Linked DNA regions of Homo sapiens: regions 2 and 3 are each linked to region 1. Evidence: chromatin loops called from intact Hi-C (ENCODE). Cell type or tissue: heart right ventricle. All regions are shown on one strand. Region 1 holds the start of LOC124904888 (a long non-coding RNA gene). Region 2 overlaps EFCAB8 (EF-hand calcium binding domain 8). Region 3 overlaps DNMT3B (DNA methyltransferase 3 beta).

The links. Hi-C counts contacts between places; a loop is a spot of excess contacts. Peaks named below come from ENCODE experiments on the same cell type or tissue, not always from the same donor. Only the 100,000 strongest peaks of a DNase experiment are listed, where the experiment ranks them.
Region 2: it touches region 1 in a loop (8-fold over the local background); 99 of 110 quality-filtered maps call a loop at or near these places.
Region 3: it touches region 1 in a loop (3.0-fold over the local background); 49 of 110 quality-filtered maps call a loop at or near these places.

What each region holds. Positions count from the first base shown.
Region 1 is chr20:33,295,484-33,303,483 of GRCh38, forward strand. BPIFB1 (BPI fold containing family B member 1) reads left to right here. Exons shown (of 16, transcript NM_033197.3): 7 at 2,042-2,105; 8 at 4,416-4,501; 9 at 5,750-5,929; 10 at 6,876-6,929; 11 at 7,433-7,591. It overlaps LOC124904888 (a long non-coding RNA gene), which reads right to left and starts at 3,041. Exons shown (of 2, transcript XR_007067566.1): 1 at 2,950-3,041; 2 at 2,634-2,739. LOC105372594 (a long non-coding RNA gene) reads left to right here and starts at 2,730. Exons shown (of 2, transcript XR_936685.3): 1 at 2,730-3,361; 2 at 3,588-4,370. In heart right ventricle, CTCF peaks have their summits at 3,833 (motif pointing left) and 4,032; a DNase peak (open chromatin) is centred at 3,838; H3K27me3 peaks cover 1,770 bases.
Region 2 is chr20:32,897,953-32,905,952 of GRCh38, forward strand. EFCAB8 (EF-hand calcium binding domain 8) reads left to right here. Exons shown (of 27, transcript NM_001143967.2): 11 at 541-671. Among named protein-coding and RNA genes, the nearest start is that of EFCAB8, 43 kb to the left of the region's middle. In heart right ventricle, CTCF peaks have their summits at 4,708 (motif pointing right) and 4,909; a DNase peak (open chromatin) is centred at 4,736.
Region 3 is chr20:32,786,599-32,794,598 of GRCh38, forward strand. DNMT3B (DNA methyltransferase 3 beta) reads left to right here. Exons shown (of 23, transcript NM_006892.4): 5 at 1-29; 6 at 632-853; 7 at 2,256-2,414; 8 at 5,003-5,110; 9 at 6,028-6,172; 10 at 6,938-6,997. Among named protein-coding and RNA genes, the nearest start is that of DNMT3B, 28 kb to the left of the region's middle. RefSeq lists enhancers at 375-1,046, 1,047-1,717, 2,707-3,638, 3,639-4,568, 3,731-3,870. In heart right ventricle, CTCF peaks have their summits at 3,618 (motif pointing right) and 3,823; a DNase peak (open chromatin) is centred at 3,623.

The sequences.
Region 1 (8,000 bases):
TAATCCCAGTTACTCGGGAGGATGAGGCAGGAGAATCAGAGAGGATGAGGCAGGAGAATTGCTTGAACCTGGGAGGTGGAGGTTGCAGTGAGCCGAGATTGCACCACTGCACTCCAGCCTGGGTGACAGAGTGAGACTCGAAAGAAGAAAGAAAGAGAGAAGAAGAAAGAAAGAAAGAGAGAAAGAAAGAAAGAAAGAGAGAAAAAAAGGGAGAAAAGGAAGCAAGGAAGGAAAAAGAGAGAGAGGGAAGGAAGGAAGGAGAGAGAGAGAGAAAGAGAGAGAGAAGAAAGGAAGGAAAGAAGGAAGGAAGGAAGGGGAAGGGAAGGAAGGAAAGAAGGAAGGAAGGAAGGGGAAGGGGAAGGGAAGGAAGGAAAGAAGGAAGGAAGGGGATTGGGAAGGGAAGGAAGGAAAGAAGGAAGGAAGGAAGGGGAAGGGAAAGGGAAGGAAGGAAGGACGGAAAAAGAGAGAGAGGGAGGGAGGGAAGAAAGGAAGGAAGGGAGGGAGGGAGGGAGGGAGGGAAAATGTTGAAATCTTTTTCAGTGTAAATCCATGGGTCTCAACCCTCGTTGCACATCAGAGCCATCAGAACCTGAGAAACCTTTAAAAAATACTAATGGCTAGGCCCTACCCCAGATTCAGAAGTAACTGGTCTGGGTGGGTCCTAGTATCCCAGAGGACTCTACTGTGTAGCCAGGATTGAGACCTGCTGATAGAAATGAAGGATGGGGAATTGTGGGATAAAATGCAGAGGTTCCCCGGGACACTTTCCGGTGAGAAACAGGCTCCCCTGGCAGTGCCTGCTGGGAGTCTCTGAGCTGAAAGTCTTCCATCCTCTCTGGGCTCTAGATTGGCAATGCAGCCAGGAGCAGGGAACGGTTATTCATAGGAGTTAACATTTCTCAAAGGCATTGTCATTCCTCAAGAGTATTAAGGGGTGGTCAACAAGACAAAAATGTCCTCAATAATCTTGGAGCACTGCCCTGAAAAGTGAGTCAAATGTTTGACCTTCTCCCTAAGCAGAACAGCTCAGGTCAGGGTTAGGTTAGGTCAGAGTTTCTCAGCCTTGGTGGTACTGACATTTTGGGCTGGATAATTCTTTGTCTGGATGCTGTCCTATGCACAGTAGGATGTTTAGCTGCATCCCTGGCCTCTACCCACTAGTTGTCATCCCCTCCAAGTTGTGACAACTAAAAATGTCTCTAGAAATTTCCAAATGTCTCCTTGGGGACAAAATCTCCCCCTGTTGAGGACTGCTGGCAATTTTAGGAAGAGAAGTGCCCAGTGAGCAAAGGGATGTGTTGGGCTAGAAAGCCACAAAGGGCACAAAGAGATTGCCCAGGAGTCTGGTTGGGTCTGCCTTGCTGGCCTCTGTTCCAGAGTCTGACATGTGAAAAGAACTCAGTAGCAACTTGCTGTATGAATAAACAAATTCTCCATTTAACTCTTGTTTTTTCTTTTAAAGTAGAGTCTTGCTCTGTCACCCAGGCTGGAGTGCAGTAGCACGATTCCAGCTCACTGCAACCTCCACCTCCCAGGTTCAAGCAATCCTTGTGCTTCAGCCAACCAAGTAGCTTGGATTACAGGAGTGCACCACCATGCCTGGCTTTTTGTATCTTTAGTAGAGATGAGGTTTCACCATGCTGGCCAGGCTGGTCTCAAACTCCTGGCCTCAAGCGATCCACCCACCTTGGCTTCCCAAAGTGCTGGGATTACAGGCATGAGCCATTGCGCCCAGCCTCCATTTCACTCTCATGGAAAACATAGACACCTGTGAGCAAGACAAGGAGTCAGAGAGGGAGGGCTGCTGGCAGGCCAAGCACACCCTGGGCACAGGGAAAGGGACAAACCACTGCAAAAGGTCCCAGGTGGCCCTGCAGGCTGGGTTCAACACACGAATGAATCCTCAACCCATGGATGGAACCTGGCTGGCCATGGGCACAGCAGTAGGACACAGGCCAGGTGGGCTGGGCACAGCCCGGGGCTGCTGTGGGGCTGCATTCTGGCCCCTCCCTGATGGAGCCCCTTGCTTATGCTGTTGCAGCTGTGTCCCGTGATCGAGGCTTCCTTCAATGGCATGTATGCAGACCTCCTGCAGCTGGTGAAGGGTAGGTGCTCTGCTCTCTCTCCCACTTTTTCCTTTACTACGGAGCTGGCCTCCAGACCCTGACTCCACCAAGGGAAGGCCTCCCCAAGTCAGGCCTGAGCTGCAACTCAGGCCCAGAAGCAGGTGAGACAAGCATCAGTTGATCCCTGCCCCAGACGCGCAGACAGAAATTCGCCACGACTAGGACTTCATGAGCTCTTACTATTTGTGCAGTTGTCAGGTCAGTGGATGCCCCAAGTTCAAATCCCAGCTCTGCCCCTGACTTGCTCCATGACTTTGGGAAAGCTAATTTACCTCCTCATCCTCGGTTTCCTCATCCATAAAATGGGGCTTAACCATCCCTACAACATAGGATTGTTAGTGAGGAATAAAAGTCTACAGGAAAGTTCTGGGCACATAGCAGGTGTCCCTCTTGGCACAGAGAAGCACTTACAAATGCATGCTAAATGGATGGATGGATAGATGGATGGATGGATGGATGGACAGACAGAAGATGCTAAGATTACAAGCATGAGCCATCACACGCAGCCCCCGGACTAGTTTTTATGGATACTTTAGAAAACTGCAGCATCAAATAGTTCTATCCATCTCGTTGCAGTTTCAAATTTTCCCTCCATCCAAAGGGTTTGAGGTATCTGAGAAATTAAAGCATGGGTTAAAAACTGAGATATCTGGTTTAAAAAATAAAAATCAGAGATGATTCGAAGGGCAAAGACGGAAGGAAGTCATTTCTCCCTCCCCCAGCATAGCAGATACGGGAGGGCACAGGCTCCTGCCCCCACATCAGAACTCTGCCATGCTCAGGCCCCCAGAGTGGAAACTGGCGGAGAAGAAGAAAAGTCTACCAACTGCACTTTGGGATCAGAAGAGGCTCATTCCAAGGGCGACCAGAGAGGAGAAGGGAGAGCAGCATGCACTGAGCGCCACAGGGCATCTGCCATGGGCCACGCCCTCCCGCTGGGTGTTTTGTATAGGCACATCTCACTGACTCCTCAGACAACTCCATGAGGTGGCAGTCATGACCCCCCTTCACTGTGATGAAAGAGGCTCCGAGCAATGAAGTCACTGTCCAAGTTCACAGAGGCAGTTGGTGATAGAGGAAGACTTGAGTTCTGAGCGAGTGTCATTCGGATTGAGCCGTTACTAGGTGCCAGTTGTATACATGAAGCAGGAATTACTATTCTACCGCCGTTTCTTTCCTTTTTTCTTTTTTTTTTTTTTAATTCCCAAAGAGTTCTTCCAATCGTCAGATATTTGGTCAGTATTCAGAGTAGGATCCAGAGTTCACACATTACATTTTGTTGACAAGTCTGTAGATTTCTCTTTGTAAATCACATTTTTTTGTTGTTGTTATAGCCATTTTCGGGGACCTTATTGACTTTAATATACTTTTTTTTTTTTTTTGGAGACGGACCTTTTTTCTTTTTTTAAAGTAATTTTTACAGGAGTCATGCTCATCGTCTCTATGTCCTTCCGATTTTAGTACATGTGCTGCCCTGGCGGGCACTATACCCTCATTTTAAGACGAGGAAACAGATTCAGACGCGAGAAGAGACCAGCCAAGGTCACTGGGGCTCAAACCGAAGTCCAGCTGGCTCCTCCGCTGCCCCGAGGACGGGCCCGGAGGTCTCCCTGGAGCGGTAGGCGGCCGGTCCCTGGCCCTCCAGCACTCCCCATCCTCGGCCATACACCGGGGCAGGTGACACACCACCGCCACCTGGCGGCCAAGTGGGGAATTCTGACGCGAACACGAGATCTTTGGGGGGAGCAGAGGAGCCAGTTTGGATTTCAGAGTAGATGTTACCAGGCCTCTGGCTTCCAGCCTAAGCTTCCTTGAGATCCAGGTGCTCATAGGGTGTCCAGACCCAGAACCACCTGCATGGGGGACGCGGCTTTCAGTCTGGTAGGGGCGGTGGAGTGTTACATACAATAGTTCAGTTCCGTTCCAAACCGGGACTTTGGCATAAAACCGACTGGGTTCCCATGCTCTCATAGTATGGCTTTGAACAGGTCATTTCCCTTTCCTCAGACTTGGTTTCACCATCTGTAAAAGGGGGTAATAATAAGACCTACTTCCTAACGTTATCATGCAGATGAACCAGCTGACATGCAGAGGCCTGGCACTTAGTGGATGCTCGATAAATGTCACTGTCATCACTGTTTGCATCATTATTATCAACATCATTATTACCTGCTCCTCCCTACCTGCCCCCCCATGCAACAGTACAGCTCCACCTGGAAGCAGCCCCCCAACTTCCCCCTCCAATACTGCCCTCCACCCTCACAGAACTTTCTTCTTGTCCTTGAGCAGTGCCCATTTCCCTCAGCATTGACCGTCTGGAGTTTGACCTTCTGTATCCTGCCATCAAGGGTGACACCATTCAGCTCTACCTGGGGGTGAGTGTCCCAGGACCTTGAGGGTGAAGTGGGGACATTGCTGCCCTTCTCTGACCACCAGGAGTCAGATAGCATGGGCCTGTGTTAGGAGAGAAAATCCTGGTCACCATTAGGACACGGGCTGATCTAGAAAAATCACTGCAGGCTGAATATGTCCCATGCAAGTTTGTTTTGTTTTGTTTTTTTGAGACTGAGTCTCACTGTCACCCAGAGTGACATGGGGGGGCCCGAGTGGGGACACTGGGCCCTCAGCCTTTCTCTCAGGCAAGTCCCTGCCAATCCCCAAACCTATGACAACCTTGAAACAAAAGCCAAGGATCAAGAAACACAGACCTAAGTTTCTCTCCTAGCTCTATGATTCCCTGGCTATGTGACTTTGGGCAAGTTCCTTTACCTCCCTGAGCCTCAGTTTCCTTGTCTGCAAAATGTCAGTAATAATGGCCACTGAGGAGAGGATGAAATGAGACCACACCATGCCTGGCAGACCAGAAGTGCCCAGTAACTGTCAGCTCCCTGTCCAATGTGGAGCTGCACAGCCATGCTGTGGCTGGACGCCCCAAAGGGCCAGACCATCCTGGTAGCATGAATCCCAGACTAGGTTTCTTTTGTTTTGTTTTTTTGAGACTGAGTCTCACTCTGTCACCCAGGCTGGAGTGCAGTGGTGCCATCACAGCTCACTGCAGCCTTGACCTCCTGGGCTCAAGCGATCCTCTCACCTCAACCTCCTGAGTAGCTGGGACTGCAGGCACTCGCCACCACGCCTGGCTAATTTTCTGTATTTTTTGTAAAGATGGGGTTCCGCCATGTTGCCCAGGCTGGTCTCAAACTCCTGGGCTCAAATGATCCTCCCACTTCGGCCTCCCAAAGTGCTAAGATTACAAGCATGAGCCAACACGCCTGGCCCCTGGACTAGTTTCTATGGATCCTTTGGAAAACTGCAGCATCAAATCGTTTCTTCCATTTTGTTGTAGTTTTTAATTTTCCCTCCATCCAAAGGGTTTGAGGTGTCTGAGAAGTTGAAGCATGGGAAAAAAAACGAAGATATCTGGTACAAAAAATAAAAGTCAGAGATTATCCGAGGGGCAAAGATGGAGTAGATGTTGCCACACACCTGAGCTCCAGGCTAAGCTTCCTGGCAACAAATGCACAAAAAGGAAACAGGCTGAATGGTGTCATTTCCTTCTAGGTTGCTATTGGGTAAGCTGCAGAGTTAAAATTCTTAGCTGACTCCCTGCTCTGTCTCCTCAGGCCAAGTTGTTGGACTCACAGGGAAAGGTGACCAAGTGGTTCAATAACTCTGCAGCTTCCCTGACAATGCCCACCCTGGACAACATCCCGTTCAGCCTCATCGTGAGTCAGGACGTGGTGAAAGCTGCAGTGGCTGCTGTGCTCTCTCCAGAAGAATTCATGGTCCTGTTGGACTCTGTGGTAAACCTCAGCACAAGGCAGAGAATAGGGCCGCCCAGGCCACATCATAGGAATTTCCTGAACACAGGGTGCCCCTAAGCAGGAATCCTCCATCAGGCTCAGTTTAATGGAGATCTCACTCCCTCCTCTAATAGACCCTGCCTCTGACATAGCTCTAAACCTAAAATCCTCCCGGTAACATCCAGCCCCAGTCATGGTTCTACCCTCTGGAATCTGATGCAAATGTTTCCTCTACCAAATAACAGTCTCGTGAAATCAAAAGGCATCTTAGATATGCAGTAGTCCAGGGGTGATAAATACATCTCAGATAGTGAGTAGTCCAGGGATGGCGACTGTGCCACTGCTCACCACTATGACACTCATGGCAGACATCACTAATCGATCAAGGCTCTCCTTTCTACTGAGTCTGGATGCTGACACAACCTTGGAATCCTTATTAACAGGGCACAGCCGATAACCACCACCAGTCAACTATGTTGTGCCACCTCCTCCCGGGTGACTGACGGGGAAATTGAGGTCCAGAGGGGGAAAGGGTTGGTCCAACGTTATGGGAGGATGGCAGAACTTCAGGGCAGCTGACAGACAACCAATAACCAAGCTCTCAGGGGACTGGGATGGCGAGAAAATAGGGAGTGGTCACCAACTAGCCCATTCATGATTGCAGTAAAAATGAAATCACCTCTCTATGTCCTCTGAGATCAGGAAGCTGCCCCCAGACCCACAACCATCACCAGCCCACAGTAAAAGTCCAGGCCAGCAGGACCCCATGCCCCATAGAAGCTGACCTAGGGGCTGTTTTTCCACCAATGACAGACACATGGCTTGGGTCACTGGGCCCACCCAGCTTTTCTGGGGTCCTGGGAAACCTTCCTCCCAGCAGTGGGGTGCAGGAGATGTGCCTCCCTGTGCCCTCCAACTGACCTTCTCTGGCTCCTCTCACCCTCAGCTTCCTGAGAGTGCCCATCGGCTGAAGTCAAGCATCGGGCTGATCAATGAAAAGGTTGGTCTGTTTGCCATCTGCAGCTTGAGGGGTGTTTGCTGTGGTCTGGACACAGGCCTCTGGGGAGGAGAATCTAGTGGGACTAGTGTTTCATTCCAGCACTGGGACACTCAAACCGCATCCCTGTCCGCACAGAGATTTCAGTCTAGCAGGCCAGTTTGACCTGAAGCAAATCATCACATGGATAGTATTTCCATTACAGCTGCAGTAACACAGGACAGGTTCTAGGGGCCATGAGAACACTCTGGGCCCCTGATACAGTCTGGGACGTCAGGGAGGCCTCCCTGAAGGGAAGGGCATTCCAGACAGAGGGAACAGGAGACCAAAGGCTGCCAGGTAGGGAGAACAACACAACATTCAAGGATCTGCAAGAAGGACAGGGTGGCTGGAACACGTGAGGGAGCAGGGAGCCCAGGAAGGCAGGCAGGGGCCAGGCCACACACAGAGCCTGTGGGCCATGGTGGGCACTTGGGAGGCCACATGTGGGTCTGATCTCCTTCCAGGCTGCAGATAAGCTGGGATCTACCCAGATCGTGAAGATCCTAACTCAGGACACTCCCGAGTTTTTTATAGACCAAGGCCATGCCAAGGTGGCCCAACTGATCGTGCTGGAAGTGTTTCCCTCCAGTGAAGCCCTCCGCCCTTTGTTCACCCTGGGCATCGTGAGTTCAGTTGTCTGCGATATTGGCAGCAACCAGGGGGACCCTTCTGTCTACTTTTCCTGTTCGCCCTCTTGCTTTGTTAAACATTTCCACCACTCTCATCACTTAGCAGGGACAGGGGACAGGGAGCTCTGAACCAAGAGCCAGGAGCTTTGTGGGTCCAATTCTAACCCTGTGACTTTCTTAGTCAGGAATCTCTGGACAGAAACTCAACTCATATGCACAAAAGGAATTGTATTAGCTCCTATAACTAAAAAGTCTAGATGCTATTGACTTCGGGAATAGCTGGACCCAGGTGCTCAAACAATATCCTCTTCATTCTCCTCTCTCCCACCTAGCAGCCTTGTTTTCCTCTGTGCTGCCTTCATCCTCAGGCAAGCTATTCCCTCATGGTAGTGCCCCAGGCTGC
Region 2 (8,000 bases), 400 kb before region 1:
CAGGTCACAGAGTTGGCGCCGGAGAATTCAGAGCCCAGCCAGCCCCTTCGACTGCGCGTCATCTTTTGTGGTTCAAGTTGCCGTGAAATGCACATTCTCATGCCCTCCGCGCTTCCTTGAGCACTCCACGCTATGACAAACATGGAGGGTGGCAGTGGGCTGGGAGCACAGCCCATCTGTAGAGGGGGCTCCCTGTGGATAACTAGATTGTGGCCTGGACAGACTTGAATTCATCCTTTCTCTCCTCGTGGGAGATGATTAGTATGGGCCTGACCTTCCCCATCCTCTAACTCACAAGATTTCAAATGAAAGTAGGCTTGTGTGCTTTTAAAAATTTTCAGTGACGAGAGATGGCCAGTGCTGGTCATAGGACCTGGGCTAGGATTGCGGGGCCACATCACTTTGTGATCACTAGGAGAAGGGCATTAGACTCCGTGATCTCTGGGCACCTCCAGTCCCAGCACCTGGTCATGTTCTGGGGGCTGGGCCTAGAAAGTTGTCCTTGGGTGGAGTCTCCCACCATTGCTACTGTCTTCCCAGGCTCTCCATCCCAACTGGTGTGAGCAGGTCAAGTTCATCCCCCAGATGAATGTGGTAGTCTCCTGTTCAGCCATCGAGAAGTCCTCTCTGGTGCTGACAATATTGCCAGCCAAAGCCTCTAAGAAACCCAGGTAAGAAGTGCTTCTCTCCTGGCTAAGGCGGTGGGGCTGGAAGGGAGGGGGGTGGTGAGTGGACCATGGGGGCTGACAGTGGCAGATGGTGGTTGGTGTATGGACTCTGGGGTTTAGTTTTTCCAGCATTGCCAGCAGCAGCACGGTGAGAACACAGCAGCCTCTTTTATCTCCCAATCTATATGCAAAACTCAGCATAGAAGCCAGCACAGAGTGATTGGCAGTCAGTGAAATGTTTTCTGAATGAAGGGATGACTGTGAGTTACTTTCTCCTCTGTGACCCTCAGTTCCCTCATCTGTGAAAGGGTGTGAAAGCACGTACCTCACTTCCTGAAGGGTTGCATGAGGGAATCCTCTGTGGTATGTGTTCAGTAACTGGCAGCATTGGTTCTTTGCAGATGGTTCCAATCTGTTTCCTTCAGTCTAGATTCCTCTACCCTAGAGTGAAGTTTTTTCTTTTCTTTTGAAAAACTAGTTAGTCACCGGGCGCGGTGGCTCACGCCAGTAATCCCAGCACTTTGGGAAGCCGAGGTGGGTGGATCATGAGGTCAGGAGATCGAGACCATCCTGGCTAACATGGCGAAACCCCGTCTCTACTAAAAATACAATAATAATAATAATAATAATAATAATTAGCCGGGCGTGGTGGTAAGCACCTGTAGTCCCAGCTACTCGGGAGGCTGAGGCAGGAGAATGGTGTGAACCCAGGAGGTGGAGCTTGCAGTGAGCCGAGATTGCGCCACTGCACTCCAGCCTGGGGGACACAGTGAGACTCCGTCTCAAAAAAAAAAAAAAAAAGAAAAACCAATTAATCACACAAGTATGTATTAAATGCATTGTCCATGTAAAAAATGAAAACATTATAAAGAAGGTTGGAGTCCTGAGGGGCCCCCTCCTTATTCAATCGCCATTCCCTGACCCAGTTATCAAAAGCCACCACTTCTGGTTTTTTTTCTTTTTTTCTTTTTGTGACAGAGTTTCACTCTTGTTGCCCAGGCTGGAGTGTAATGGTGCGATCTCGGCTCGCCACAACCTCTGCCTCCCGGGTTCAAGTGATTCTCCTGCCTCAGCCTCCCGAGTACCTGGGATTACAGGCACGCACCACCATGCTCGGCTAATTTTGTATTTTTAGTAGAGACGGGGTTTCTCTGTGTTGGTCAGGCTGGTCTCGAACTCCTGATCTCAGGTTATCAGCCCGCCTCGGCCTCCCAAAGTGCTGGGATTGCAGGCACGAGCCACCGCGCCTGGCCCACTTCTGTTCTTTTACTGTGTGGCTTCTACTGTGCCGTTTACTGTGGATAAACTGGTAGGTATGTTCTCTCGCGGAGTCTTCCTGCTGGGTGGCTCTTGCCCCTGCAGTTTTCCTCCGGCCCCTAGTCTTTACCTTGAGCCTTTGGGGCTCTGACATTTTGCTTCTGCACAGGCTGAAGATTGAGCCCCAGGAGAGTCTTTTTGGGGGAACAGCAGGAGATTTAAGGCCTGTATTGGGGAGAGACTGGGTGAGGCCAGGGTGGGGTTGGGGCAGAAACAGAGGGCCATTTAGACCCATGTCTGTCCCTTTCTGTCCTGGTTGTTTTTCAGGGGAAATTTCAATCCTGAGATGATAAGGCTAATTTCGTCCAACTCCTCATTTTACAGATGGGAAACCCGAAGCTTAGGGAGGGGAAGTGACTGTCTTAGAGCAGACACTTGAGCTGGAGTTTTATCTTGGGCCTCATTATATGTCCAGTGCCTTTTTTTGTTTTGTTTTGTTTTTGAGACGGAATCTTGTTGTGTCACCAGGCTGGAGTGCAGTGGCGCAATCTCGGCTCACTGTAACCTCCGCCTTCCAGGTTCAAGTGACTCTCCTGCCTCAGCCTCCCTAGTAGCTGGGACTACAGGCACGTGCCCCCGTGCTCAGCTAATTTTTGTATTTTTATTTTTCATTTTTTAATTTTTATTATTTTTATTTTTTGTTTTTTTGTGACGGAGTCTCACTGTGTTGCCAAGCTGGAGTGCAGTGGCACAATCTCGGCTCACTGCAACCTCCGCCTCTCGGGTTCAAGCAGTTCCCCTGCCTCAGCCTCCCAGGTAGTTGGGACTACAGGTGTGCGCCACCATGCCCGGTTAATTTTTTTTCATATTTTAGTAGAGACGGGGTTTCACCATGTTGTCCAGGATGGTCTCGATCTCCCAACCTTGTGATCCACCCACCTTGGCCTCCCAAAGTACTGGGATTACAGGCGTGAGCCACCATGCCCGGCTTAATTTTTGTATTTTTAGTAGAGATGGGGTTTCACCATGTTGGCCAGGATGGTCTCGATCTCTTGACCTCGTGATCCGCCCACCTCGGCCTCCCAAAGTGCTGGGATTACAGGCATGAGCCACCGCGCCCGGCCGTCCAGTGCCTTTTTAACCAAACAGTGCACTGTGTACATTTCTAGACAAGTCCTGGAGCTCCCTGCAGGCCGGAAAAAGGGGCCTCCGGGAATGTCTGACGTGAAGGGGAAGTTTCAGTCTTGGGTTCAGTGCTTTGAATGGGGCCGTGTGGCAGAAGTTTGCTTGGAGCTGTTTGCTGAGGCTATCTGTCTGCATTGGTGGTGGTATCACTTAGTGTATATTGGGGTGTCCAATCTTTTGGCTTCCCTGGGCCACATAGGAAGAAGAAGAATTGTCTTGAGTCACACATAAAATACACTGACACTAACAATAGCTGATGAGCTAAATAAAAATCACAAAAAAGTCTCATAATGTTATAAGAAAGTTTATGAATTTGTGTTGGGCCACATTCAGAGCTGTCCTGGGTTGTATGAGGCCCATGGGCTGTGAGTTGGACAAGCTTGGTGTATAAGATATGTGTTTCATTCAGATCTTGTTTTATTGAGTCCTGATGGCAGGAGGATATCAGGGGGTCACCTCACCAGGGCCAGGAGGGCCTCTGTGGGCCGGGCCTGCTGCCTTCCTGACCTCATTGCCTCCACCTGCCCACTCAGCTCCACTGGCCTTCAGGCTCAGGCGTGCTCCTGCGCCAGGGCCTTTGCACAGCTCCGCTGTCTGTGGTATGCTCTTGTTATTGATTGACTGATTGATTGATTGATTGATTGAGACAGAGTCTTGCTGCAGTGCCCAGGCTGGAGTGCGGTGGTGTAATCTTAGCTCACTGCAACCTCCACCTCCCGGGTTCAAGCGATTCTCCTGCCTCAGCCTCCCAAGTAGCTGGGATTACAGGCACGCGCCATCATGCCCGGCTAATATTTGCATTTTTAGTAGAGACGGGGTTTCACCATGTTGGCCAGGATGGTCTTCATCTCTTGACCTCATGATTCGCCCGCCTCGGCCTCCCAAAGTGCTGGGATTACAGGCGTGAGCCACCGCTCCTGGCCTTGTTTTTTAAATTAATTAATTTTAAATTAATATTTTCATTATAAAATGTTTCAAACACACACAAAAATAGATAAAATGGTATAATTCTTCCATATCACCTAGTAGCTAGTCCACGTTAATATTTCTCTAAGTACCTCAGAGTATCTTCTTACAATATTTGGAACTAGATATAAGCACGGTTCTGGGATGGTTTTGAGCAGAGAACTGGTGTGGTCTGGCTTATATGTTGCAGGTGGAGTGTCCATGGGCAGGGGTGGTGGTGAACACACCAGTGAGGAGGCCATTGCAATAGTTGAGGCTGCATAGGATGGTGGCCTGGAGCTGGGCTGTGTTGTGGGATGGAGGGACTGGAGATGTATTTTTGGGGTAGGGTAGAGAATATATTTACACACACAAACACAGAGACACATGTTCCCTTCCTTCAGCCTGGGTGACAGAGCAAGACCCTGTCTTCAAAAAAAACAAAAGACTCCATTCAGGTCAGACACGGTGGCTCACTTCTGTAATCCTAGCACTTAGGGAGGCCAAGGCAGGAGGATCCCTTGAGGCCAGGAGTTCAAGACCGGCCTGGGCAATACAGCAAGATCCCATCTACACAAAATATTTAAAAATTAGCTGGGAGTGTTGGCACACCCCATGCATTCTTGTCTGCATGCAGTGCAATGTACAGGCCGGCAGGTGGCACAATTGACCACTTGCTGGTCTCCCGTTTTGGCGATGCCATCTTAGGGCATATCCTCTGCGGGTGGGGCCTGGCATTGGCACCCCAACCTCTGCCTCTGGAGTCAGCCTCAGCCTCCAAGGCAGTGTGGGCCTGAGGGTCTGGCTTCCTTGCAGCCAGCCTCACCTGAGTTCTCAGATGGTTCGAGCCAGGAGCAAATCTGACGGAGCGGGTGTGGTAGCAGGAGCCGGTGCTGAGTGTGTGGACTGACCCCCGGCGTCTCCCCGACTGTCCCCTCTTCCTTCACTTCTGCCACCACCACCTAGTTGAAGCCACCGTCATCTCCCACCTGAACTGCTTGCCCTGGCCCTCTTAGCAGCCTCACCGTGTCCCCTCAGGCCACATTTCCTGACCCACGGCCATCAACAAATCTGATCCAGCCAGGGCCCTGTATGGAGCCTTCAACGGCTCCTGGCCAGGGCTGTGGATTGGGCCCTGCCCATCTCGCCCATGTCCTCTCATGCCCTCTCCTCCTGGCCCACCTGGTGCCCACCACACCGGCCTTGCATAGGCTGCTCCCTCCGGCTGAAGCCTCACCCCTCCCCTGGGCTCCCCGGGGCTGACTCCTTCTCACCCTTCAGGTCTCCGCTGCCCTGGACCCTCCTCAGAGAGGCCGGCAGAAGTGAGCCTCCTTCTGTTGTCCTCCGTCAAAGCCATGTGCTTATGTCCCTTGCAGGACTCGCCATGATTTGTAAATGTCCATCTCCCTTCTGTGTGTCCACTTCCTCCTGTTGTTTCCCTCTAGAAGGAAAACCCCCTATGGCAGAAGCCTCGTGTCTGTGCCCCTGGTAATCCTGGCAGGAGTAGGAGCCAGGAAATCTTTGTTGATCAATACGTGAAATCGGCCTGAAATAATTTCTACTAACATTTTGGTGACCATTCTTCCAGAACATTTTTCGGCAGCACATATACGTGTGGAGGGAGGAATATCTGGTTTGGCAATAAATGAAATATGTGTACTGCCATCTGTTCTCTTTGAAGCTTTGATTTTTAGAGGAATCCTTGTGTCTCTGGACAGATGATTTAAAGGGGAGCAAGGCTGGAGATGAAGGAACTGGCTGGGAGGCTGATACGGCAAAGTCAGGGGCCTGGGCTAGCAGTGGCCATGGGAGTGGAGGGAAGTAGGCAAGGAGGACTTGGGGCCAGGCTGGATAATGGGAGCCACAGTGTTGTCCAGGTTGATGCCCAGGCACCTGGCTTAGGCCCCCCGGGAGTGGTGGAGGAGCCGGGTCAGGGGTGACTTCAGTGGAGGGCATACTGTGTCAGGGGGTCGGGTGCCCTACTACAGATGCCTTTGAATGGATTTTTTGGGTTTTTTTTTTCTGAGGCAGGGTGTCGTTCTGTTGCCCAGGCTGGAGCTCACTGTAACCTCAAACTCCCAGGCTCAAGTGATCCTCCTGCCTCACTTTCCTAAGTAGCTGGGACTGCAGGTGCACCACCATGCCCAGCTAATTTTTAATTTTTTTGTACAGATGGGATCTTGCTGTGTTGCCCAGGCTGGTCTTGAACTCCTGGCCTCAAGGGATCCTCCTGCCTCGACCTGCCAAAGTGCTGGGATTACAGGCGTGAGCCACTGTGTCTGGCCTGAATAGAGTCTTTTTGTTTTTTTCGTGGACAGGTTCTTGCTCTGTCCCCCAGGCTGGAGTGCAGTGGCATGATCACAGCTCACTGCAGCCTCAACCTCCTGGGTTCTAGCAATCCTCCCACCTCAGCCTTGCAAGTATTTGGGACTGCAGGTGCACCATCACGCCCAGCTAATTTTTGTTTTTTTTGTACAGATGGGATCTTGCTGTGTTGCCCAGGCTGGTCTTGAACTCCTGGCCTCAAGGGATCCTCCTGCCTGTGCCTGCCAAAGTGCTGGGATTGCAGGTGTGAGCCACCACACCTGAATGGAGCTTTTTTTTTTTTTTTTTTTTTAAGGCGGTGGCGGGGTGGGGGTACTGAGTCTTTCTCTGTCACCCAGGCTGGGAGTGCAGTGGTACAATCTTGGCTCACTGCAACCTCCACCTCCCAGGTCCAGGTGATTCTCCTGCGTCAGCCTCCTGAGTAGCTGGGATTACAGGCACATACCACTATGCCTGGCTAATTTTTGTATTTTTAGTAGAGGCGAGGTTTTACCCTGTTGGCCAGGCTGGTCTGGAACTCCTGACCTCAGGTGATCCGGCCGCCTTGGTCTCCCAAAGTGCTGGGATTACAGGCGTGAGCTACTGTGCCTGGCCAGAATGGAGTTTTGAAGAGTGTAGTAGAAGGAGCTGGCGGGGCAGGATGTTGTGGATGAGAGGCATGGGCATAGGCACAGAGCATCTGCGGTTCTTAGGCCTGTGAGGGCTGCAGGGCCCTGGCCTTCCTGGAACTCCTGTCTGGGCCTCTCCAGCCCTCTGAGCCTCACCCGGCCCTAATGAGCCTCTCCTCTCCTGGATCGCTGCTTACTGAGCTTCCTGCCACCTCCTGCCATATCCACCCTAGGTCTGAATCCTGACCCCTGTGCGGGAGGAGTAATATTTTTTCTTCACCCATTGTAAGGTTTATGGCTGAGACCCTGATAACAAAAGGCAGATGAACAAGAGAAAAGCATGCACATTTAAGTTTCATGTGACATGGGAGCCTTCAGAAAAAAACCCAAAGAGACAGGGACGCCTGTGTAGTTTCATGTGAAGTTTGATGAAGAATGGACGGTCATGCAGGACGACTGGACTAGTACCATCTGATGGCAGTAAACTGTTTGTCCAGATCCCCCTCTGTGTCCCTGTGTCTTCAGAAATAAGGACATTGGGGCTGGGTTTGGTGGCTCATGCCTGTAATCCCAGCACTTTGGGAGGCCATGGGTGGCTCACCTGAGGTCAGGAGTTCCAGACCAGCCTGGCCAACATGGTAAAAGCCCATCTCTTCTAAAAATACAAAAATTAGCCAGGCGTGGTGGTGTGTACCTGTAATCCCAGCTACTCTGGAGGCTGAAGCAGGAGAATCACTTGAACCTGGGAGGTGGAGGTTGCAGTGAGCCAAGATCGCACCACTGCACTCCAGCCTGGGCGACAGAGTGAGACTCCATCTCAAAAAAAAAAAAAAGGACATTCCTTTCCCCTAGGTATAGGTATAGAGTGGGCACCTATGGAATCAGTGTTCTATGACCTGCTTCAGGGAGAAGGCTAGGGGAAGGCAAGCGTGGCCCTCCTGCTGCTTCTGCTGTTGTCTCAAATGCCAAGATGCCATATTTTGGGGTAGCATGTCCTAAACCCCATAACCCC
Region 3 (8,000 bases), 510 kb before region 1:
AGTCCCCCGTGGAGTTCCCGGCTACCAGGGTTGGTTCCCCAGATGCCCAGACCCCTGCCCGCAGTCTCTAACTGGGAGATATGCCTCACTCACTGCACTACTGGTTGTGGCTGGTAGATAATCTGTGTCCTTTTTTCACACTGCTTTTCAGGTTCTTGCTTTTTCTTTTCTCTCCTGGGTAAGCTTCCCGTAAGCCTGTTGGCTTCTCTCCTGGTCTGATCTCAGATGACACTCTGTTGGGAATGGAAGCTTTCCCTGTTGACTTGGTTCTTGCTCTAACTTGGAAACAAGGTAGAAAACACTGACATCCAGAACTGTCTTCTCCCTCATGTCTTCTTCACCTGTCTTGAGGCAACCCTAGCGGGTATGGCAACATTTCACTCTCTGAGAGTCCCTCGTCATTACCCATCATTTGTGCCTTTGTCATCTTTCTGTCTCTGGGACAGTTACAATGACTTTCTCCCCCCTTAAGGGATACGTGTTCCTGGAAAAGTTTCTTCAGCGGTCTCTGTTCTCTTTAACTTCAGTCTTTCCTCTTTCTTTTTGCCTAGGAGCCATATGGGGGTGCCGTTGGTCTCTGGTCACCGACATCCTTTGCTCTGGCCCAAACTATGTGTCCTTCTGTCCACAGTCCCTGAGACGGCGGGCAACAGCATCGGCAGGAACGCCATGGCCGTCCCCTCCCAGCTCTTACCTTACCATCGACCTCACAGACGACACAGAGGACACACATGGGACGCCCCAGAGCAGCAGTACCCCCTACGCCCGCCTAGCCCAGGACAGCCAGCAGGGGGGCATGGAGTCCCCGCAGGTGGAGGCAGACAGTGGAGATGGAGACAGTTCAGAGTATCAGGTATGGCCGAGAGGGGCTCCTGCCCAGGGTGACTGAGGACCCTGAACACGGGGAAAAACCAGTTACCTGCTACTGTTGGTAACAGAGCGACAACAGTTGTTAGAAGTTTCGTAATTGTAATAATTGACATGTTTGAATTCTAAGTATCTTCCATATGCACCACGGACCTTTCTTTACCTTAATCCTCTCCCAGACATAAGTCAAATGCCAGTATTTACCACGTGAATACTGTGGTTTTTCCCAACATGACATTTATGTAAGGACTGCAACTGCGTACGTTATACATTTCATGTACGCCCGTGTGAAGAGACCACCAAACAGGCTTTGTGTGAGCAATAAAGCTGTTTATTTCACCTGAGTGCAGGTGGGCTGAGTCCAAAAGAGAGTCAGCGAAGGGAGATAGGGGTGGGGCCATTTTCTAAGATTTGGGTAGGTAAAGGAAAATTACAGTCAAAGGGGGTTTGTTCTCTGGCGGGCAGGAGTGGGGGTCTCAAGGTGCTCAGTGGGGGAGTTTTTTGAGCCACGAGGAGCCAGGAAAAGGGATTTCACAAGGTAATGTCATCACTTAAGGCAAGGACCGGCCATTTATACTTCTTTTATGGTGGAATGTCATCAGTTAAGGTGGGGCAGGGCATATTCACTTCTTTTGTGATTCTTCAGTTACTTCAGGCCATCTGGGCTTAAACGTGCAAGTCACAGGGGATGCGTGCAAGTCACAGGGGATGCGATGGCTTGGCTTGGGCTCAGAGGCCTGACAATACATATTGTGATTCTGTTCATCAGAGTGCACATACTGTATATATTGTACGTATGATACCTTTGTAGACTTGCTTTTTTCTTCTATTAAGAACTAGAGTTGCCTGAGGTTCATGTCTGGATAATAAATCCAGTGGTCTGGGTCATAGCTTAATTAACCGATTCAGGTTGTTTATGCTTATTCAAGCATTGCTGCACGAAGACTCCTTACACATGTATGTATTTATGTGTTGTTAGGATCCCTTTTTTCTATGTCCATTATTACATTTTACTTTGTATAGAAGGGATCTCACTATGGTGCCCAGGCTAGTCTCAAACTCCTGGCCTCAAGCGATCCTCCTATCTCAGCCTCCTGAGTAGCTAGGACTACAGGCGTGCACCACCAAGCCCAGCTACTTTATAAATTCTTTTGTGGAAATGGAGTCTTGCTGTGTTGCCCGGGCTGGTATCCAACTCCTGGCCTCAAGCGATCCCCCTGCCTCGGTCTCCCAAAGTACTGAGAATTACAGGCATGAACCACGGTGTCTGGCTACATCTTGCATTTTATGGCAAGCTTTTTGTTGCCCTCAGGGACAGTGGAGTGGACAGGACTTGGCCCAGGATGGCCTCTCCTCACTGGGATTTCTTCATGTGGGTTTTCTTCCAGGATGGGAAGGAGTTTGGAATAGGGGACCTCGTGTGGGGAAAGATCAAGGGCTTCTCCTGGTGGCCCGCCATGGTGGTGTCTTGGAAGGCCACCTCCAAGCGACAGGCTATGTCTGGCATGCGGTGGGTCCAGTGGTTTGGCGATGGCAAGTTCTCCGAGGTGAGTCCGGGGAAGGGCAAGGGGTTCTGCAGGCCTGAGGCTGTGCCTGCCTGCCTCCCTTTGAAGACAAAGGCCTGGGATTGTATTCTGCAGATGTGTGAGCCTATGCCTTCACACTGTCTGGGAGGAAGGACAAAACTTCCTGTGTTAACCAGCTACAGCAGATTCCACTCACACGGGGGACAAAAGTGCTAGAAAGTTCTGGATCCATGGGCAGTTGGATTTTATGTTATTTCTTAGATTTATCTTTTGGGGGCAGAATCATCAGTGTGGACTCTGAGGGGCCAGGAGTGGCCACGTGAGCAAGTACCCAAAAGTGTTCAGTGGAGAAGCCTGGAAGAGACCGGAAGCATGGCCGCGGCCTCTTGTCATTTAGCCCTGGGGAGAGAAAGGCATGGAGTTGGGTTTAGGGTCACCTGGTATCAGTTGTGAAAAGGGTTTTTAGTAGAATTGGGTATTTCAGAGTCTCTTGATGATTGATTCTAGCCTTTTAAAATCTTTCTTGGTAATGACATTTAGCTGGGGAAGAGCTGTGTTGGGCATAACTAGGCTGTTTTGATTCTTACACTCTTTCAACAAAGATTTTTTTGGGGGCGGTGAGAATGGAGTCTCACTCTGTTGCCCAGACTGGAGTGCAGTGGTGCGATCTTGGCTCACTGCAACCTCCGCCTCCCAGGTTCAAACAATTCTCCTGCCTCAGCCTCCTGAGTGGCTGGGGTTACAGGCACCTGCCACCGCACCCTGCTAATATTTGCATTTTTAGTACAGACTGGGTTTCACCATGTTGGCCAGGCTGGTCTCCAACTCCTGACCTCAGATGATCCACCCGCCTCGGCCTCCCAGTGCTGGGATTACAGGCGGGAGCCACCACGCCTGGCCTCAACAAAGATTTTAATCAGACAGACCTATCCTGTGATGGTCTCTTAGAAGTAAATGTTAGTCCTACCCTCAGAGCCCTGAGAGAGGCTAAGTTAGGTGCCTAAGGTCATTGGGCAAGTTGCAGCAGAAGCAAGCCAGGCAGGATTGAAGGAAGGACTGTACATTCCTGGGATTCAGCTCAAGCAGAGATTCTGTTTTTCCCAGGAATTGAGCTACCATGGGGCCATTTGCCATGAGCTAATTGAAGTTTCCCAAGGGCTACAATAATATATTGGGTGTGGAGTCTCCTTTGTAGGAGAGCCCCTGCATGCAGTTGCCTGCTGTGACCAGCAGAGGGAGGACAAGTCCTGGGCCCATGCTGGCAGTGAGGCAGCTGCTTCCAGGGATGGGAGAGCAGTAACTCAAGTGAAGGAAGATGGATTGTTTGCAATTGCTTTGCCCCATCGAGACATAAAATGCACTTTGCAAGATAGAGTCTGAGGCTAATACAATGCAGTGTGGGGCTGTCAGCATTAGGGGATGAGATGACAATATGGGACCTGGGTCTGGCCTGGGCAAGTGCCTGCTCAGCATGTGTACGCTGTTTGGGTTGTATTGGAGCTATTGGGCGCTGGAACCAGCACTTGTGTTGGAGCGGTTTCCCCCCACCAGAGCCACAGTGTTTTCTCCCCAGTGGTGGTCACACCCCCATATAGGAAATCAGGCATTCCGTGATAAAATGGAGGTTTGCATGAGTGTGAGCACTCTTTACGGAGACTAGAACATTCCCTGTGTCTTTCAGTTCCTTTTTTTTTTTAAGAGATGAGGTCCTCACTGTCACCCAGGCTGGAGTGCAGTGGCACTGTCTTGGCTCACTGCAGCCTCAATCACCTGGGCTCAAGCAATCCTTCTGCCTTAACAGAGCAGCTGAGACTGCAGGTGCACACCACTGTGTTTGGCTCTTAAAAGTTTTTGTAGAGATGGGGTCTTGCTGTGTTGTCCAGGCTAGTCGAACTCCTGGGCTCAAGCGATCCTCTCAACTCCCACTCCCAAAGTGCTGGGAATATAGGCCTGAGCCACTACGTCTGGCCTTTCAGTTCTGATTAGCATCCCTGAATGGCCATTTTCTCTCTCACTGGCAACTCAGTCAGTTCATGCTTGGTCCAGGGACTTGGTACATCAGGAGACTTGTGGAATATGGATTAAATCACAAGAACTAAAGTTAAATAATCACAACAAGTGAAAGGTGCTGTGTCGAGCACTGTTTTCTAAACACATTCATTAGGTGAACTCATTTTAATAAAAGGGTAAAGAGTAAACAATTATCATGCTTAGGAAAGAAGGAATATGTGCAAACCCTCAATGCTGGAGCAGCCACAGAGAATATTAGGACTGAGCCTCAGGGGTCCACACCAGGGACACCTGCTTGGAAAATGTATACAAACACAGGGTTCGCCTAATTGCCTTCATTCAGAGTATCCTCCTTTTCCACAGTGGAAGTGTCGTACCTAACAAGGTTCTGGATATCTGTGTGTTGAGACTCTGCCATTTCTATTTTTCTGCTTTTTTCTTTCCTTCCTTTCAAATAGATGTCTGTGGACTTTATCCCCAGGAATGGTCTCTTGGTTAAAGTGTGTGAAAATCTTCTGCATCTGATGGACAACATTGTGATAGACATGGCACCTGGGACACACCTGTAGGTGGATGTTGATGATGTCTTTCTCTTTTAGGTCTCTGCAGACAAACTGGTGGCACTGGGGCTGTTCAGCCAGCACTTTAATTTGGCCACCTTCAATAAGCTCGTCTCCTATCGAAAAGCCATGTACCATGCTCTGGAGGTAACATGGGATGAGGGAATGAGGGCTAAGCCCTGAGAGCAGGGATGAAGCAAGAGACCCACAGAAACCTAGCTCAGTGTTGCCAAGGGTGGTTTGGAGGGGACAGGGTGGCCAGGGAGGAGGTAAATGACAACATAACATGATGGCCACCGGATTGGGCCTCCCAACAAAGGGATTTGAGACATCCCAGCTGCCACTTATTGGGACCACTAACTGAATCAGAAGGAAAGAGCACGGGCAGTTAGGGGTGCAATATTCGTATCAGTGAATGTGCTTTTCCAGAGACCTCAGAGCCTTCTTATGAGGGTTGGAGTTCACAGCAAGACAGCAGTGGAGGCCAGCTGTCTTCTATCTGTGGGCCGTCTTATCCCCTATGAACCATTATACCCTGTTTCTCCCTTCACCTTGATTTTTTCCCCCCACCTTTGTTCAGCATTTAAGAGCCAACCTCTTCTCATTGCTAAAGGCTTCATTAGACACTGAAATCCTTGGTCCTTCATGTAGGACACAAGTTAATGTCCCCATCTTTAGGGAGATAAAACAAGAAATCTAGTGCCGCCTTATATAAGATACAGAGGAGATGAGATAGTGCTGGCTGGGGCTTCTATATCTTGGTGGTAGAGTTAATTCTGATATGTCTGCCTTTTGAGTGGGAGGTGACCACTGACATTCCCTAGGGGGAAGAGATCCTATTTGGTGCCTGCATGAAAAGATTTAACCACAACCCCCCTTCCGAGGCCTCTCCCTGCACAGGCCCCTCCTTCCTCTGTCACATACCACAGCCCAGGACAGCTGTCTGGCTATGAAAGGGCCCAGTGTGAAGGGGAATGTAGGCCCTGGCTGGGGGAATCCCTGGGTGTGGCCTGGCGAGCACCTCCTCCCCACCCCCCCATTCATCACAGACTCTGCCTTTGCAGAAAGCTAGGGTGCGAGCTGGCAAGACCTTCCCCAGCAGCCCTGGAGACTCATTGGAGGACCAGCTGAAGCCCATGTTGGAGTGGGCCCACGGGGGCTTCAAGCCCACTGGGATCGAGGGCCTCAAACCCAACAACACGCAACCAGGTGGGAATGAGTCCCCATGGCAGCACCCGCTGCCTCTGCTGGTGGGACCACTTCTTGGGAGAGTCAGCCACCCCTGCTGCCCCACACCCCACCCAGCTTTCTAGCAGCTGGTCTCAACTCTGAATGTTGGAAAAATAGGAGCAGGCATACGAAGGCTGTGCCAGCTCTATCTGGCTTCCCCGGCCACTTTCTTGCTGATGGTCACGTGCATATAATTTGTATTGAATCTGACATCTGTCTTGAAGTCAGGATGCAGTGTTGACTAGCACCTTTTTTATTAAAGGAAAAAATAGTTAAGCTATGCTCATTTGAGAAAATTGGAAAGTGTTAAAGAAGAATATGCCACCTGCTAACATTTTGACCAGTACCATATTTCTCCCATTATAAGATAACTCTGGTTTCTAGAAATCCAGGACTTGTCTTACAATCCATAGATTTAAAGGCCAGGCCTAGTGGCTCATGCCTGTAATCGCAGCACTCTGGGAGGCTGAGGCGAGTGGATCACTTGAGGCGATCACCTGGACAACATGGTGAAAAATAGAAAAATTAGCCTGGTGTGCTTGGCATGTGCCTGTGGTCCCAGCTACCCGGGAGGCTGAGGTGGGAGAATTGGCTTGAGCCCAGGAGGCAGAGGTTGCAGTGCGCCGAGATCGCACCACTGCATTCAAGCCTGGGTGACAGAGCAAGACCTTGTCTCAAAAAAGAAAACAGTCCATACATTTAATGTAATGTTTTTTCTGTTTTGTTTTGTTTTCCCCTCAAAAGTGGTTAATAAGTCGAAGGTGCGTCGTGCAGGCAGTAGGAAATTAGAATCAAGGAAATACGGTATTTCCTTCCTGTCTTTTGACTGTGCCCTGTTTTCTATGCACTTTCTTCTGATTTCTTTGCATATAAAATGGTCACTGGAAAAGAATCAAATTTCTTGAAAAGTCAATCTGAACTCCCTCCCCACTCTCCCCTCACATCCCACCCTCACAAATACCCTCCAGGTTAACGTTGGGTTGCACATCCTTCCAGATTTTTCTGAACACTAGTTGGATTCCTGCTTTCCCCTTTATTAATATTAATACTGTAAGCACTGTCTGATGTCATTTTGTCACTAAAGGGTCCTTAAGATTTTTAATGGCTGTACAATTTTCTTTCCTAGGGTCAGAGTCAAATTTAACCATGTCCATTAAGATTTTCTGTGTAGATGGAATAGAAATACAAATGGGTTTTACAAAATCCCATTTATAGAATGGGAGCCATATTATGTAAAATTAAAAAGTGCTGGGCTCAGTGGCTCACGCTTATAATCCCAGCATTTTGGGATGCAAATAACCATCTCTTGGATTTCCCAGCATTTTGGGACGCTGAGGTGGGCAGATTGCTTGAGCTCAGGAGTTCCAAGACCAGCCTGGGCAACAGGATGTAACCCTGTTTCTAAGAGAAATACAAAATTAGCTGGGTGAGGTGGTGTGTGCCTGTGGAGGCTGAGGTGGGAGGATCACCTGAGCCCAGGAAGTCAGGCTGCAGTTTGCTAAGATCATGCCACTGCACTCCAGCCTGGGTGACACACTGAGAACCTGTCTCAAAAAAAAAAAAAAAAAAAAAAACCAAAACAGAAACAAAAAAGAAAGAAAAAAACGAGGCCAGGTGCAGTGGCTCATGCCTGTAATCCCAGCACTTTGGGAGGCTGAGGCAGGCAGATCCCTTGTGGTCGGGAGTTCACCAGCCTGGCCAGCATGATGAAACCCCGTCTCTACTAAAATACAAAAATTAGCCAGGTGTGGTGCTGCATGCCTGTAACAGGCTGAGGCAGGAGAATTTCTTGAATCCAGGAGGCGGA